Regions from separate parts of the Homo sapiens genome. Here region 2 is linked to region 1. A link is a loop called in an ENCODE intact Hi-C map of the cell type or tissue named here. Cell type or tissue: thyroid gland. All regions are shown on one strand. Each heading gives the region's core, and the rest is flanking DNA. Links, peaks and the distances in the headings are about the cores only.

Region 1 (8,327 bases), core at 1-8,000:
CCCCGTCCGGTGCAACCTCTGCTGAGACAGCCCCACTTGGCGATGACCCTTTGGGACCGCCCGTCCCTCCTAAAACAGCAAGACCCCCAGCCTGGCTATCTTTCTGCCCCGCGGGATGTATCGCCAGGCAGCTCCCTGAGGGCCCCTCCCCAGCAGACACAGGTGCAAAGTCGAGCTCTGATGCCCAGAAGCAGAGATGAGAGAACAGAGCAGGAGCTCTTCCAGCCCCGGGGCCCCTCTCTAAGAGGAAGGAGGAGGCCAGTGAGGAAAGGAGTCTTCCCCAAGCCCCCCACTCCCAGCTCTCTCTTCTCCACACCCTGGGCAGTGTTTGGTGCCTGCCTGGGGGAAACACCTGCCGACCCCTGGGCCCAGCCCCTGCCCCTGGAACAAAGACCAGCACTTACCATGATGGAAATGATGAGGGGGATGAGGTTGAGGGGCCAGACGGGGCAGAAGCAGGCGACGACGGCCAGGATGAGGTAATCTCTGGGGGCTTCTTGGTCTTGGGCATAGGAGGTGGTGGCGATGGAGGACGCCCTCCTTGAGCTGGCCCGGGAGGGGGACCGAGGCAGTGGGGCCTCCAGGTGCCCCTCGGAGATGGCCTTGAAGGGTAGGCCCTGGCTGTTCTGCTCCAGATCCAGAGGCCCCGAGAGGGTCTTGGACAGATTCAGGGTCTTGTCATCCTTGTTCTCTGCCTTGGTGAGGAGTATCTCCATCTCCGGCAGGTCCAGGAATGCGGCGGAGCCTGGCTCCTGTGCTGAAGGAAACTCGGACTGCACCGGGTGGGCCATGGGGGCCTGGGCCTTGCGCGGCTGCAGCTCCAGGCTGGGACAAGGGGCTCTGGAGGGACCTCAGCGCGCCATTCCCCAGCCCAGACTGAGGGCCTCCAGGTCGGGGGCAGGGGCGTCCCTCAGGAGACGGAGGGCCGGCTGGGTGCTGGAAGGGTTGGGCTGAGCTTCTCAAGCCAGCTGAGTTCAGAGGCTGGGGCCTGCCTGCTGCCCCCGCGGAGCTCCCAGAAAGACGCTGGAGCCTGCAGCTTTGTTCAAGTTTGAGGCCAACTTTGCTGGTGCTGCTGAGAGCACAGATGGGCAGGGAAGCAACGGAAAGCTCAGAGAGCAGAGAGAAGAATGCGCCTCTTCCCAGGGAGGCTCAGGCTCAGTCAGGGAGGCTGTGTGTGTGTGTGTGTGTGTGTGTGTGTGTGTGTGCGTGTGCGCACACGGCCTCCCTCCCTCTCCCCCTCCTTGGTGATGCTTTTCCTTTTCAATTCCCCTCTCCCCAGAGAACCACCCTGGCAGGATTTTGCCTCTGCCCCAGCCCAGCCCAGCCCAGCCCAGCTCTGCCCAGCCCAGCCCAGCCCAGCCCAGAGGGACTTGGGCCAGCCTCCGGTTTCTGTTGCAGCTCCAGGGCCTGCTCCTCTGGGCAGGGTCTCTGGATGGGGAGAAAGACACTTTGGGCCCCACAGGGATGTGTCTTCAGCTGTCCTGGGAACTGAGCCCTCCGCTGCTTCTTCCAAAGCAAGCGTGTACTTCTTTCTTTCTGTTGGGAAATGCTGGACCTTAGGGCCCCCTATTACATCCCACCCAGACCCTGACCCCCAACCGCTGGGAGCATCCAGGCCAAAGCCTGGCTCCCGACTCCAGAAGGGAAGGGGAGATGTGAGCACCAGGGTAGCCCCTGGATCCTGCCTGGACCCTGCATGGACCAGCAGGGCCCCATGAGTAGGTTTCTACGTAGCTCACCACCAGGTGGGGAAGAGGATAAGGGGGAGTGTTGGGTCCACCTCATGCCCATCAGAACGATTCTGGGGTGCTAAAGAGCCGGTGGCAGAGAGCCCCTAGGTCAGCTGCTCCGGGCAGATGCCAGCTCGGAAGGGCCTCAGGCTGTTTGTCCTATCGGATTCTCCTCCTTTGTTCTCTCTTAGGTTTTCTCCCTCTGTCTCTGCCTTCTTCTCTATCCTCGGCATCTCTTTCTATATTCCTGACGCCCCTCCTTACATTGTTTTACAAGTGTGATCTGGAGCCGCCACGGATGTGTGTGTGTGGTTTGAAAGTGGTTGTATGAAATAGTTTAAAATCCTACGATCAGGCGGGATGCCATGGCTCATGCCCATAAACCCAGCACTTCGGGAGGCCGAGGCAGAAGGACTGCTTTAGCCCAGGAGTTTGACACCAGCCTGGGCAACATGGCAAAATCCCATCTCTACAAAAAATACAAAAAATATATGGGCGTGGTGGTACATGCCTGTAATCCCAGCTACTTGGGAGGCTGAGGGAGGAGAATCGCTTGAGCCTGGGAGGTCCAGGCTGCAGTGAGCCGAGATCCTGCCGCACAGCTCAGTGGGAGATATGGGGCTGAAAGGACACCTGGAAATGAATAAGATTTGAAAACTCAGCCGGGCACGGTGACTCATGCCTGTAATCCCAGCACTTTGGGAGGCTGAGGCAGGTGGATCACTTGAGGTCAGCAGTTCGAGACCAGCCTGGCCATCATGGCAAAACCCTGTCTCTACTAAAAATACAAAAATTAGCGTGGTGGTGGGTGCCTGTAACCACAGCTACTTTGGAGACTGAGGCAGGAGAATCACTTGAACCTGGGAAGAAGCGAACGTTGCAGTGAGCCAAGGTTGCACCACTGCACTCCAGCCTGGGTGACAGAATGAGACTCCAACTAAAAACAAACAAACAAACAAACAAATAAAAAACAATGTTTGTGGCTTTGGGAGAACTTTGCAGGTTTCATAAATTTGACTATATTAAATTAAGAATTTTGCTCAGGCTGGGCATGGTGGCTCACGCCTGTAATCCCAGCACTTTGGGAGGCCAAGGTGGGCAGATCACGAGGTCAGGAGATTGAGACCATCCTGACCAATGTGGTGAAACCCCGTCTCTACTAGAAATACAAAAATTAGCTGGGTGTGGTGGCACATGCCTGTAATCCCAGCTACTCAGGAGGCTGAGGCAGGAGAATTGCTTGAACCCGGGAGGCAGAGGTTGCAGTGAGTGGAGATCATGCCACTACACTCCAGCCTGGGTGACAGAGTGAGACTCCTCTCAAAAAAATAAAAGAGAGAGAGAGAGAGAATTGTGCTCAATAAAGGAAACCCATTGTTATTTGCAAAATGAAGACCTTGGGGAGCCGCCTCGTCCTCCTCTCAGTCCTCAGGGAGGCCAGGTGTGGGGCCTGGGAGCGAGCTGGGCTCCCCTGCTTATGAGCGTCCAGAAATACGATAATCCTGTATAACAGGAAAGCTCCTTCACAGGGTGGCTAGGTGGGTCCCTGAGACCCCTTAGGCTCCAAGCCGGTATCCAGTTGGGCAGAATGCCATGGTACAGCCTTGGAGCTGACCCCTGGGTGGAGGGACGACAGCTACCCAGCCCAATTCGGTAGCCCCTAGCCACATGTGGCTTCCGAGCCCTTGAAATGTGACTCATCCAAGTTGAGATGTAAAATACACACAAGACATCGAAAACTGGGTCCAAACACAAAAAGAATGGAAAATATCTCATTAATACTTTTTATTGATTGTATATTGAAAGGATAATATTTTGGATATATTGGGATAAATAAAACGTTATTAAAATCAACATTATTGATTTCATCTGCTTATTTTTACGTTCTAAAAATGTGCCTAGTAGAAAATTAAAAAAATTTTTTTTTGAGACAGAATCTCGCTCTGTCACCAAGCTGGAGTGCAGTGGCGCGATCTCGGCTCACTGCAACCTCCGCCTCCCAGGTTCAAGCGATTCTCCGGCCTCAGCCTCCTGAGTATCTGGGATTACAGGCATGCACCACCACGCCTGGCTAATTTTTGTATTTTTAGTAGAGATGGGGTTTTACCATGTTGGCCAGGCTGGTCCCAAACTCCTGAACTCAGGTGATTCACCCGCCTCTGCCTCCCAAAGTTCTGGGATTACAGGCATGAGCCACCGCGCCCGGCCTCAACACATGATTTTAAAAATTCATTTCATATAAAAATTGGGGTTTCAGGCTGGGCACGGTGGCTCACGAGATAGAGTCTTGCTCTGTTGCCCAGGCTGGAGTGCAGTGTTGTGATCTTGGCTCTAGGCTTGCTGCAACCTCTGCCTCCCGGGTTCAAGCGATTCTCCTACCTCAGCCTCCCGAGTAGCTGGGATTACAGGCATCCACCACCACGTCCGGCTAATTTTTGTATTTTTAGTAGAGACAGGGTTTCGCCATGTTGGCCAGGCTAGTCTTGAACTCCTGACCTCAGGTGATCTGCCCACCTCGGCCTCCCAAAGTGCAGGGATAACAGGCGTGAGCCACCGCACCCGGCTATATGTTAAATTCTTGATGGAATAAAAGGAGGAAAGAAAAAACTAAGAAGTCCCCAGAGTAGTCCCTGGCACGAGGTTGCCTGGGCGGGCTGGGGTCGGGGGTAATTAGGGACCCACGTTTGCTCCGCCCGTGTGGGATGCTGGAGTCTCAGCGCCACCTCGTGGCAGGTAGTGATGAGGGGAATGACCAGAGTGGAGGGAGCCCGAGGGAGGCAGCAGCGGATTTGGGCTCCCGGCGGTGACCCCAACCTTTGAGCACCCTACATGCGAGGGATGCTGAGAGAGGACAGGGATGTGAACAGTGCGGGGGAGTGGACCTGCCCATGAGGGGTCCTTTGGGGGGTGAGGTGGGGCGGGGAAGAAACCTCAGAAGCATAAGCAAGTTCAAGCCGAAGCCCAGGGGAAGGAGAAACATCCTCCTCATATCTCTGCCCCACAGCCCTTTCATCCTTGGCGTCTCACTGGGTGTCAGGAAACCCTACGGGGCTGACAGGGAAGGTGCAATTGAGCCAATTCCTCTTCTCACTGAAGCCTTCCTGGGCCCCGTTCAGGAGTTCTGCTCCAGGAGTGAGAGAGTAGCCTCCTGACATCTGTGTACACACACACACACACACACACTCTCACACACTCTCTCTCACACACACACTCTCACACTCTCATACACTCACCCCACACACTCTCACACACTCACACACTCACACACTCACCCCCACACACATTCACACACCCTCAGTCACCCCCACACACTCACACACACTCACACACTCACCCACACACCCCCCCCACACACACATTCACACACACTCACACACTCACACACTCGCCCCACACACATTCACACACCCTCACACTCAGTCACCCCACACACTCACACACACTCATACACTCACCCCCCACACACTCACACACTCACACACTCACCCCACACACATTCACACACCCTCACAATCACCCCCACACACTCACCCCCACACACATTCACACACCCTCACACACACACTCACACACTCACCCCCACACACATTCACACACCCTCACTCACACACACACAGTCACCCCCACACACATTCACTCACACACACTCGCACACTCATTCACACACACACACGCACGTCCTTTTGTAAAGTGTGATAAACATTGACGTAATCGTGCGCCCATCAGCAAGCACCCCAGAATTTCACATCCAGGGAGGCGGGTCCACCTGAAGGAACCCACTGGGGATGCGTCTCCTTTCTGTCCTTGCTCAAAACACATCCCTACTCCTCTTGGGAGTTTTCCTAAGGAGACTGATCTTGCACTTTTTTTTTTTTGACACCAAATCTCACTCTGTTGCCCAGGCTGGAGTGCAGTGGTGCTATCTCGGCTCACTGCAACCTCCGCCTTCTGGGTTTCAAGTGATTCTCCTGCCTCAGCCTCCTCCCAAGTAGCTGGGATTACAGGCTCCTGCCACCATGCCTGGCTAATTTTTGTTTGTTTAGTGGAGACGGGGTTTCGCCATGTTGGCTGGGCCTAATTTTTCACCTTTTAAAATAACAATGATGAAGACTCTAATGAAAATTAGGCCGGGCGCGGTGGCTCATTTCTGTAATCCCAGCACTTTGGGAGGCTGAGGCGGGCGGATCACGAGGTCGGGAGACCATCCTGGCTAACACAGTGAAACCCCGTCTCTACTAAAAATATGAAAAAAAATGATCCGGGCGTGGTGGCGGGCGCCTGTAGTCCCAGCTACTCGGGAGGCTGAGGCAGGAGAATGGCGTGAACCCGGGAGGCAGAGCTTGCAGTGAGCCAAGATCACGCCACTGCACTCCAGCCTGGGCGACAGAGCGAGACTCCATCTCAAAAAAAAAAAAAAAAAAAAAAAAAAGAAAGAAAAAAAGAAAGAAAATTAAGGCCAGGCCCCTCATACCTGTAATGCCAGCACTTTGGGAGGCTAAGGCAGGAGGATCACTTGAGCCCCAGGTATTTGAGACCAGCCTGGGCAACATGGCAAAACCCCATCTTTACAAAAAATACAAAAATTAGCCGGCATGGTGGCACACGCCTGTATTCTCAGCTACTAGGAAGGCTGAGGTGGGAGGATCACGTGAGCCCAGGAGGTCAAGGCTACAGTGAGCCATGGCTTGGCGGCTCTGTCTTACACGTGCGTCTTTCCTTCCTGGCATTTTCCTTTCTCTATGCATTTCATGCCTATCATTGTGCCTTTTAAACAATATTTGGGCAAACCCATGTGATCTCAGTGGAAACCACCATTTTTTAATAATCATAAAATCTTTTCTTCACCACATATAAGTCATCTTGGAGAATGGACACGATCTTGGGAAGCAGACAGAAAAATCAAGCAAGGGTTCCAGAAAACCTCAACAGCACGTAACGGAGGCTACACAGGCCCAGGATCCCCTGCGGCATCAGAGAGATGAGGAAGCACCTGTTAGGTTGATACGTATATAGATACCCACACAAATATCCACGCAGCCACACATCTATGTGAGCACACACAAAATATGTACATATCACAAACTCAGAATCCTAGGCAAACATACAGCACCCAAACACACAGCCCCGGAAAAACCATGCTAGCAGCCAATGTGTCCCAGACTTTACAGTTGATAAAACAGCTTCCCATGCATTCTCTCCTTGTAACAACCTTGTGAACTGAATATGTCTGAACAGCCTCCACTCAGTCAGCGTTTACGTGGGCCAAGCACTGTGCTAGTGCTTTAAATGCATCCTCCCATTTACTCTCCAAAACAGCCTATGAAGTAAGTACTTATTCTAGCCCATTATACAGACGGGAACACCGAGGCTCAAAGCCGCCAGGTGATTGGCCCAAGATCACTCAGCTGGTCAGTGAGGAGCTGGAAGTCCAGAACTGTGACATCCCTGCCACTGAACTCATGGGGCTGCCGCATCAGGATTCTGCCTGCAGGGGTGTCCTTGCTATTTCCAGGCTGAGAGTGTGATAGGATGGGGGAGAAGAACCTTTCTTTCTTTTTCTTTTCTTTTTTTTTTTTTTTGAGAGAATCTCGCTCTTTTGGCCAGGCTGGAGTGCAGTGGCGCGCGATCTCGGCTCACTGCAACCTCTGCCTCCCGGGATCAAGCAATTCTTATGCCTCATCCTCCCGAGTAGCTGGGATTACAGGTGCATGCGCTACCACACCCAGCTAATTTTTGTATTTTTAGTAGAGATGGGGTTTCACCATGTTAGCCAGGCTGGTCTTGAACTCCTGACCTCAGGTGATCCACCTGCCTCTGGGCCTCCCACAGTGCTGAGATGACAGGCGCGAGCCACCACACCCGGCCCCCTTACTTCTTTCAGTTCTGGAATTTAGCAAAGTAGGACTTGCTGGTCCTTATATTGTGTTTCCAGAGGATAAATACCTGAGGCTGAAACATGGCTACAGCCTTGTCCAAGCTGGTTTCTCACAGGATCCTTATAGTACACAAACATGACAGCTTGTGAACACCTTCTGTTTGCCAGAAACGGTCCATTACGAACCACTTACAATCCTCACAGCCATCCTGGAATCATTCATGTCAGAGGGGAGGAACTAGAGGCTGAGAGAGGCGGCTGAGCAGGGGCTGGACCAGGGCAGGCCTGGCTCTTTCCTTCTCACTGGCAGCCCGTGGCACTGTGGGGCTCGGCGGGCAGGGCTGGGGCCAGCATCTCCTGCGTTGCTGCTCCTGGCTAGACCCACGTCCGCTCTCAATAGAGTCAAAGCCTTCCCGTGGTCTGTGTCACAGCCTCCCTGCGCAATTGGGAACCCTAAGGGCTGTGGCTGGGGACAGGATGCTCAGCGTGCCAGCCAGGGCTGGGGTTTGCAGACAGCAGAGGCACTTTTAACTGTAGAGGTGAGCCTCACCCCACGTGCTCTGGGAAACTCTCCCTGGGTTTACGCCTAATGGCGTTTCTCTAGCTTCTGTGGGATCCGCACTCTGAGCTAGCTGTGGGGAACCCTTCCCTCTCCTGTTGGCAAGAGCCCAGCGCTCCCCCAGCACCTCTGGGCTCTGGCCCAGCAGGCAGCCCTTGCAATA
Region 2 (8,327 bases), core at 38-8,037, 280 kb before region 1:
CGTCAGCCAGTATAGTGCCTCCAGTCACTGGGCTCCGTCTCTCTTTCCTGCAGTGTCAGCATGAAGCTCCTGTGATAACTTCCACTCTGTTCCCAATATGAACTGCACCTTTGAAAAATGAAATCAGGCCAGCAGAGCCTGCAGCACATTTAGTTGAGACAGACATCCAGGCTTGTTGGCCCCCGAGAGGGGTGGGCAGACACTGGCCCTTTAGAGGACTGCCTCCAGGGGTGGGCTACATATCTGATAAGAGCTGTGGGGACCTGGGGAGGGGGCCAGAGGTGGGCCTTGACCGTGATCTTGGGGTTCTGGGAAGGGCAGAAAAGAGAAACGAGACTGGGGAACCTGGGAACCAGGGAGAATGAGGGAATGGCTGGGTAGATGGCTCTAATCCCTGTAGGCACTGGGGATGTACCTGGGGCCTGAGAACCAGGTGCCTGGGCTGACAGGTGTTGGCTTGGAAGGGTCTTGTTAACCCACCTGCTTTGGCCATGCTGTCTTTATTTTTTTTATTTTATAATATTTATTTTAAATAGTGGAGATAGGGTCTCACTCTGTTGTCCACGCTGGTCTTGCCTCAAGTAGTCCTCCTGCCTCAGCCTCCCAGAGTGCTGGGATTACAGATGTCAACCACTTCACCCAGCCTGTGCTGTCTTTATTGAAAATAGCAAGCGATGATTTTCCAAACCAGAAGGCCAAGCAGGAAAGCCCAGCGCGTCCCTTGCCCTCAAACTCAGCTCTTGGGGAGGTGTCCAGTGACGTCCTCTCTGCTGTACAGGATGATCCCACCCCGATCGTTAGGAAGATGTGCCCCAGGAACTCGGGATTTCCTTAGTGTGGTGATTAGGGGTGAAATGGATCCTTTGATAGGGAGTTTCTTGATGGAACGAAGGGCGAGAGTGTCTCTGAGAAGTGCTGCAGACCAAGGAGGGCCAGCCTGTCCTGGAGCACCTGGGGCTGTTCTTGGAGTAAGGCTGAAGGGCCAGACACTGATGGCTTATGGTGGGGCCAAGACTGGAAGGAAAGGGGAACTTCCACCTTGAGAGCATCCACAGTTGGCGGGTGTTCACTTGTGATGGTTTTTCTGCAGCATTGAGGAAGTGGTGGGGCGGAGTTGAGTAATCAGAGCCTGAAGTCTAAGCAGAAGCTTGGGAAGTGAGTGCTGATCAGGATTCACCTGTCTGCCTGGCAGTGGTCAGCCCGTTCTCAGCAAGAAACCATTGACAAGAAAGTACCACGTGGCCTGGGTAGGGTCGAAGCGGAACTTAGTTTCAGAGAATTAGAAAAATCTTGGAGGGGAAGGCCGAAGAAGAAACAATTCATGATCAACCTTCTCAGAGTCTTTGTCAGTAACCCCATCCCCATCCTGACTTAACAGTTTCTATGGGAACAGCTCAGCATCTTGTGACTGGTGGATTCACTTCCTAAATTGGAGGCCATGACTTGAGGCCTTTGCAGTTTTCTGATTTAGGGGAAAGTGAAGAAAGGGAAAGAGAAGGTCATGCCTTTGTAATCATTCCGATGGCCTGCATCAATATTTTGGGGGCAGAATTAGCTTCTGGGTGGCCAGAGCCTTTGGTCTAACCCTGAGTGTCTGGGCGTTGTGCAGCAGAGCGAGAAAGCCCTGGCTGTTTGACGGGGTGTGTCCACCAGTGCTTCCTGGCACAGGTCGGCCGGGCTGCTTCACTTCTTGTTTCCAGAGATTCACGGCACCAGTCCCCCTCTGGTACCCAGCCTGACAGGGCCATGTTGGTGGGACCAAAGCTGTACTGTTGTTTATGACGTGTTTCATGTCAGTATTTCAGGCCCACCCACTGGGCTCCCCCTCCCAGATTGCCAAAGTTGTGGAGTCTGTTTTTCTTAGTTGAATGTCTTAGTTCTCTGGGATAGGTGAACAGATCTCAAGAGCAAGGAACATCATCGCAGGTCTGAGGAGGCTAGATTCCCAGTCCTGTTGGAGTTTTTTAAATCTGATTTAATGATCTGACCCTCCCACTCCTATCTCTGCCCCATCCGAGTCTGGCTGCTTTCCCAGGGGGCAGAGCAGCTGTGCCAAAAGGAACTCTAACGTGAAAAGCGCCCTTCACTTGTAGCTTGTGCAGGCCAGTCTTGCTTACCCCTTTAGATTAACAAAACTGCCTTCACTTGTCTCATTGGGATTAAAGGATCAGAATATCAAGAGAGATTGAAGGGGGAAGATGCCAGCCAACAGGCTGATCCTCTTAGAACCTGCCCTCTGATTCCTGCAGCTGAAGAGAAACCAAATGAAGGCGATTAGTCTCTGCCTGGGGTCCCCCTTCCCAAGTGGTACCACTAGCTGGGAACCTCGCCCCCTCCACCAGGCCCTCTCCCCAGCCTGTCCTTTAGGATTGCTGAGTCAGTGGTTAGATGTTCTTACGGCTCTTCTCTGAAACGGAGTTACTGCTCCTTCTTAGGCACCCCTGGCTCAGCCAAGCCCTGACCCACCTGACGGGTTTTCATGTGTGCCTAGCTGGGTGGTGGACTTGGAGAGGCACAGGGACAGCTTGGGGCTCCAGGGGGGCATTGAGGCAGCACTGATGCAGCTTAGGATTAGCAAGGTCAAGGTGACTGGCTTTCACCCATATGTTCCTCTGTATGGATTTCACTGAGCCTCGATTGCTGCCCCTTTTCATGGCATTTTGTTCTGGGATTTTGCTTTGAAAGTTAGGGCTCTTTCAGCCTTGTGGTGAGCAGTGAATTGTCCTCGTCCTCTGCTTCACTTTCCAGATTTTGCCCAGAAATTTCCCTGCAGTGCTTAGGAAGCTGCCTGGTAGAGCAGGTTTCTAAGTTTGAGGCGAAGCAGCTCTGGAAGCTGCCTCTGTCCTTGCTGTTGGAGGCAGTGATTTAAGTAGCAGTTGCCTAGAGATACATCCTTTCTGTTTTAATCTCAAAGAGAGAAAAACCCAGTCCCTGTAATCCCAGCTACTTCGGAGGCTGAGGCAGGAGGCAGGAGGCAGGAGAATCACTTGAACCCAGGAGGCGGAGGTTGCAGTGACCTGAGATCGCACCACTGTGCGATCTCTGTCTAAAAAAAAAAAAAAAAAAAAAAAAAAATAGAGAAACACCCTTGTCTTCCCCCCGGGGGTGCCAGGAGTTGGGCATAGAGCTCGAGGAAACCCTTTGTCCCCCTCCACCCCCCAGCATGTTGGGTAATCCCATAGCTTTTTTCCTTTTTCTCATACTCCCTAAGCAGCCATGCCTGATTAGCACCGGCAGCGGTAGGAAAGACACATCCGTTGGTGTAGACATAATTTCCTGCCTCAAATGTTGCTGTTCATTTTCTTTTCACCTTGTTTTCTCCTCTGGACAGCTTCTCAGAGAAGAAGGCGGAAGGGCTAAGTCTGGGCACTGCCTAGGTCATTGGCCCATCCTGACAGGGTCAGAGGAGGCCAATCATGTTGACTGGTGACTTGATAGGGTGGCATGTGACCCAAATAAAGGAAAACTAGGTTTTTGCCATGTAGTAAGTGCCAACACAGAGGGTGCACCCAGCCGGCACAGACTGTGGGGCAGGAATCTGTAATATCTCATGTGGGAAGCAGGAATACTTGCTTGGCCCCACCAGGAATCTGGAAAATGTCAAGAGGTTTCATTGCCTGAAAGAGCTACTTGCGGGGTGAGGAGAGGCCTAAGACTAGAGAAGAAGCGAGTAGATGAGCCAGTTTTACGATAGAGGTTGCGGATTTCACAGAGCGCTGAGCACCTTTCTTTGACAAGAAATCAAGTCTTAGGATCTATTTAAATGGGTGAGATCCAGTGATTTCTAGCAACCAACCTAGGTCTTCTGGGGTCTTAATACCAGAAGCAGGCTTAGCACAAAAGCTCCTTTGGACTCTAATCTGTTTTCTGCGTGGTGGTGTCAGGTTAAGTAGACTCACCTGCCTCTTTAAATCCTGATGGATTGACTGGGAACGGTGGCTCATGCTTATAATCTCAGCACTTTGGCAGGCCAAGGTGGGAGGATGGCTTGAGACCAGGAGTTTTGAGACCAGCCTGGGCAACATAGCAAGACCCTGTCTCTACCAAAAAAAATAAATAAATAAAAATAAACCCTGATGGGTGGTGTGAAAATGAGAAGGATGAACTAAACACGTCTGATGGGTCAAGAGGGGCCATGGAGCAGCACTGTCAGTTGCTTTGGGTGGGTTTGGGCAAGGCCTGATGTGAAACTCCAGAACCAGCTCCTGCATGAGGAGACCCCAGGGAGATCCAGTTAGACACTTACTGGCAGCTGGATTACGTGTAACCGTTGAGAAGGGTCCGTGTTGAGAATAACATCTGTCTCTGTCCTTTAGTATCAAGTGGGGCAGCTGTATTCTGTGGCTGAGGCCAGTAAAAATGAAACGGGTGGTGGCGAAGGCGTGGAGGTCCTGGTGAATGAGCCCTACGAGAAGGACGGTGAGAAAGGCCAGTACACACACAAGATCTACCACCTGCAGAGGTATGCGGCATGAGCAGCGGGGCCGGATGCTGGCTTTTGTGTGTGTGTGAATGAGTGTTATTTCCTTTATTGTTTTATATAGATGGGATTATACTAATTGTTATATCCTAACAATTAATAGTTATATACTGACTGTATAAATGTTATACTCACATTTATATAGATGGGAATATACTATTCCTTTTTTGTTGTTACTTATCATGGCCTCCTCTCCCAGCCTGTTCTGTCTGCCTCGGTCTCTGAAGTCCGTGTAGGATTCACAGTATCATGGGGGACAGAAGTGCTATAGGTTGTTGAACCCTCCTGTCTTGACGCATATTTCTAGTCATTTCCAGATGCCTACATAATCCAGTAAAACTCCTTCTGTGTAGATCTTCTGATGTACTTGTATATGCAGATTTTTAGCAAATATTCCTAAAATTGAATTCCTAGAATTGCTGGGCTGGTAGGGTTTTTAATTCTGATATCGTGAAATCGATCGCTAGAGAAATTTTGGTACCTCTCTTTGGATCAAAGGCATCAGCATTTTTAAATGAAGCTTGAACTGATTTGTGTACTGGAATCCATATCAAACTACACAAATTTGCTAAATCCCTAACGAAAACAGTAATGTTTCAGCAAACTGTGAGCAGACCCAAAGGGCGTTGATGGTATTAATTATACATCAGCTTGAGTGGAAGTCAAACCAAGCTAGTTTTAGAAGCTATCCAGAACTGGTAAAGGTAAACCTGAATCTTTTTAAAAATTGTGATAAAGTACACGTAACATAAAATTCACCATTTTAACCATTTTTAAGTATACAGTTCAGTGACATTTAAGTCCATCCACACTGCTGTGAAACTGAAAGCTGGATCTTAATTTCTAGTCTCTAAACTGAACTGAAATCAATTGACTTTCATTTGGAAAAAGCCCCACTTCACTGTGGTCTGTCACTTTGATGGTGTCAGAGGGTCCAGGACCTCAGTGCCAGGGTGCGAGGAGAGCAGTGCTGTGCAGTGGGGAGGAACCTCACCATCACCCAGTCTCCTCGCCAGAGGGTCCAGGACCTCAGTACCGGGGTGCGAGGAGAGCAGCGCTGTCCAGCGGGGAGGAGTCTCACCATCACCCAGTCTCCTCACCGTCACCCAGTCTCCTCGCCAGAGGGTCCAGGACCTCAGTGCCGGGGTGCGAGGAGAGCAGTGCTGTCCAGCGGGGAGGAACCTCACCATCACTCAGTCTCCTCACCAGCACACTTTTTCTCCATGTCTCGTTTTGCTCCTCCTCTGGTATTTGTATTTCTTAAAGAGGATTTTGAAAAGAGATGGTGAAGTTGGTATTTTAGGTAGAAGGGACCAATTGTTTCCTCAAGACTAAGTTGGTCCAACCAAACTGACAGAGACGAGGTCTCTACATATGAAAGATGGAACCTGGCCGGGTGCTTCGGGGGCTCACGCCTGTAATCCCAGCACTTTGGGAGGCCGAGACGGATGGATCACTTGAGGTCAGGAGTTTGAGACCAGCCTGGGCAACATAGCGAGACTCCATCTCTACAAAAAATAAACAAAATTAGGCTGGTGTGGTGGCGAGTGTCTGTAGTCCTGTCTACTCAGGAGGCTGAGGTGGAAGGATCACCCGAGCCCAAGAGGTCAGGGCTGCAGTAAGCCATGGTCACGCCACTGCACTCCAGCCTGGGCCACAGAATGAGATCCCGCCTGTCTCTTACAAAAAAAAAAAAAGAAAAAAAAGAAAAAGAAAAGGCCAGCAGTGACTGCCACCACTACCTCTCCCCATGGTGACAAGAGAAGCTTTACTGTGTCAGCCATCTGGCTGCCCAAAGCAGAAAGCAGAGCTCCCCTGCAGTACTCTCACTCGCCCTTCTTATCGCATCAGGCCCCGCTGACTCCGCCCCGCAACACTCTCACTCGCCCTTCGTGTCCCATCAGGTCCCGCTGACTCCGCCCCGCAATACTCTCACTCGCCCTTCGTGTCCCATCAGGTCCCGCTGACTCCGCCCCGCAACACTCTCACTTGCCCTTCGTGTCCCATCAGGTCCTGCTGACTCCATCTCCTCAGCGTCTCCAACATGTCCCTTCCTTGCCACCTCTTGCCTGGATTACTACAGCAGCTTCTAACGAGTCTCCCTGCCTTTCAGTTCTCCGCACCGCTTCAAGTGTTCAGTCTGGATGGTCTGTCACTCCCAGCGCCAAAACTGCTGACGGCTTCCCTTTGCCTTCAGGACGAAGTCCGTGCTGTCTGACATAACTTATAGGACCTTTTAGCCAGCCTGGGCAACATAGCAAGACCCTGTCTCTACCAGAAAATACAAAAATGAGCCAGGCATAGTGGTGTGCACCTGTAGTCCCAGCTACTTGGGAGGCTGAGGTGGGAGGATCACCTGAGCCCAGGAAGTCAAGGCTGCCAGTGAGCCATGATCACACCACTGCACTCCAGCCTGGGCCACAGAGTGAGACCCTGTCTCAAAAAAAAAACAAAAAAATCTTTTAGGATCCAGCTTCAGGTGTCTCCTTGAATTCCCCACCTTGTACCTGCACCGGTTACTCTGAACTTGTCCCTCTTTTCTCCAGCTTTTCCCACCCCACTCCCATCTGTCTCTTAGCTTAGCCCCACTCATTGTCCCATGTGTTGGTTCATCCTGACTTTCCTCGCAGAGCCTGCCCGGTGCACTGCATGTCCCCCACTGTGTTCTCACAGCACTCCGCCACCCAGGGCCCTGTGCCCACCGCATTATGGCATGAACTTACAGTGTTGTGCTTGGCCTTGTCTAGTTACACGCCCCAGTAGACCGGAAACTCCTTGAGGGTGGGAGCCACATCTGTTTGGTTTCTCTGTGTGTCCCCCTGCCTGGACCTAGAAATACTCGCCTGAATGGGGATGGCAGTGAGTTCGTGAATCACAGAGGCCGCCCCAAGTGCTCCAGGTTAGCTCTCTGCTCTAGTTTGCTCTTCTTTCTTAGGCCTGAGGCACTAAAGCTGATGAGGTTGCCAGAGCTTGCCAAAGACTGGACAGATTATCTGTTAGAAACCAAGGACGGCTGGGCGCGGTGGCTCACGCCTGTAATCCCCGCACTTTAGGAGGCTGAGGCAGGCAGATTGCCCGAGGTCAGGAGTTCGAGACCAGCCTGGCCTACATGACAAAACCCCATCTCTACCAAAAATACAAAAATTAGCTGGGCGTGGTGGCGCATGCCTGTAGTCCCAGCTACTTAGGAGGCTGAGGAAGGAGGATTGCTGGAACCCAGGAGATGGAGGAAGCAATGAGCTGAGGTCGTGCCACTGCACTCCAGCCTGGCGACAGAGCAAGGCTCCATCTCAAAAAACAAAAACAAACAAAAAAAAGGAAAAGGAATATATGTACCATTTTCATTTTAATTTTAAAAAATCTTTCTAGGCCAGGCACGGTGGCTCACGCCACTGTAATCTCAGCACTTTGGGAGGCTGAGGCGGGCAGATCATGAGCTCAGGAGATTGAGACCATCCTGTCTAACATGGCGAAACCCTGTCTTTACTAAAAATACAAAAAATTAGCCGGGCGTGGTGGCGGGAACCTGTAGTCCCTTCTACTCGGGAGGCTGAGGCAGGAGAATCTCTTGAACCTGGGAGGAGGAGCTTGCAGTGAGCCAAGATCGAGCCACTACACTCCAGCTTGGGTGACACAGCAAGACTGTCTCAAAAAAAAAAAAAAAATTCTAAATGTTTTCCTACTCCGTCAAACCACACACCTACCAAAAAAAAAAAAAAAAGCAGGGGGCTTATACTGTACATGTTGTTCTGTAACCTGAGATAAGAATTGAGTAGAAGAGACCGGGCGCGGTGGCTCATGCCTGTAATCCCAGCACCGTGGGAGGCCAAGGTGGGTGGATCACGAG

What was found. Hi-C counts contacts between places; a loop is a spot of excess contacts. Peaks named below come from ENCODE experiments on the same cell type or tissue, not always from the same donor. Only the 100,000 strongest peaks of a DNase experiment are listed, where the experiment ranks them.
Region 2: a loop joins it to region 1, with 2.4 times the contacts of the local background. A loop is called at or near these places in 7 of 110 quality-filtered maps.

The regions. Positions count from the first base shown.
Region 1 is chr17:1,272,466-1,280,792 of GRCh38, reverse strand. TRARG1 (trafficking regulator of GLUT4 (SLC2A4) 1 (gene/pseudogene)) reads right to left here and starts at 1,131. Exons shown (of 3, transcript NM_172367.3): 1 at 405-1,131. The coding sequence starts at 791. In thyroid gland, for the core only: a CTCF peak has its summit at 4,455 (motif pointing left); a DNase peak (open chromatin) is centred at 4,452.
Region 2 is chr17:1,549,139-1,557,465 of GRCh38, reverse strand. PITPNA (phosphatidylinositol transfer protein alpha) reads left to right here. Exons shown (of 12, transcript NM_006224.4): 3 at 4,317-4,462. Among named protein-coding and RNA genes, the nearest start is that of PITPNA, 9.5 kb to the left of the region's middle. RefSeq lists a silencer at 964-1,164 and enhancers at 1,581-1,650, 5,925-6,839. In thyroid gland, for the core only: no CTCF peak of the experiment used is centred there; DNase peaks (open chromatin) are centred at 1,683 and 3,575; H3K27ac peaks cover 2,599 bases.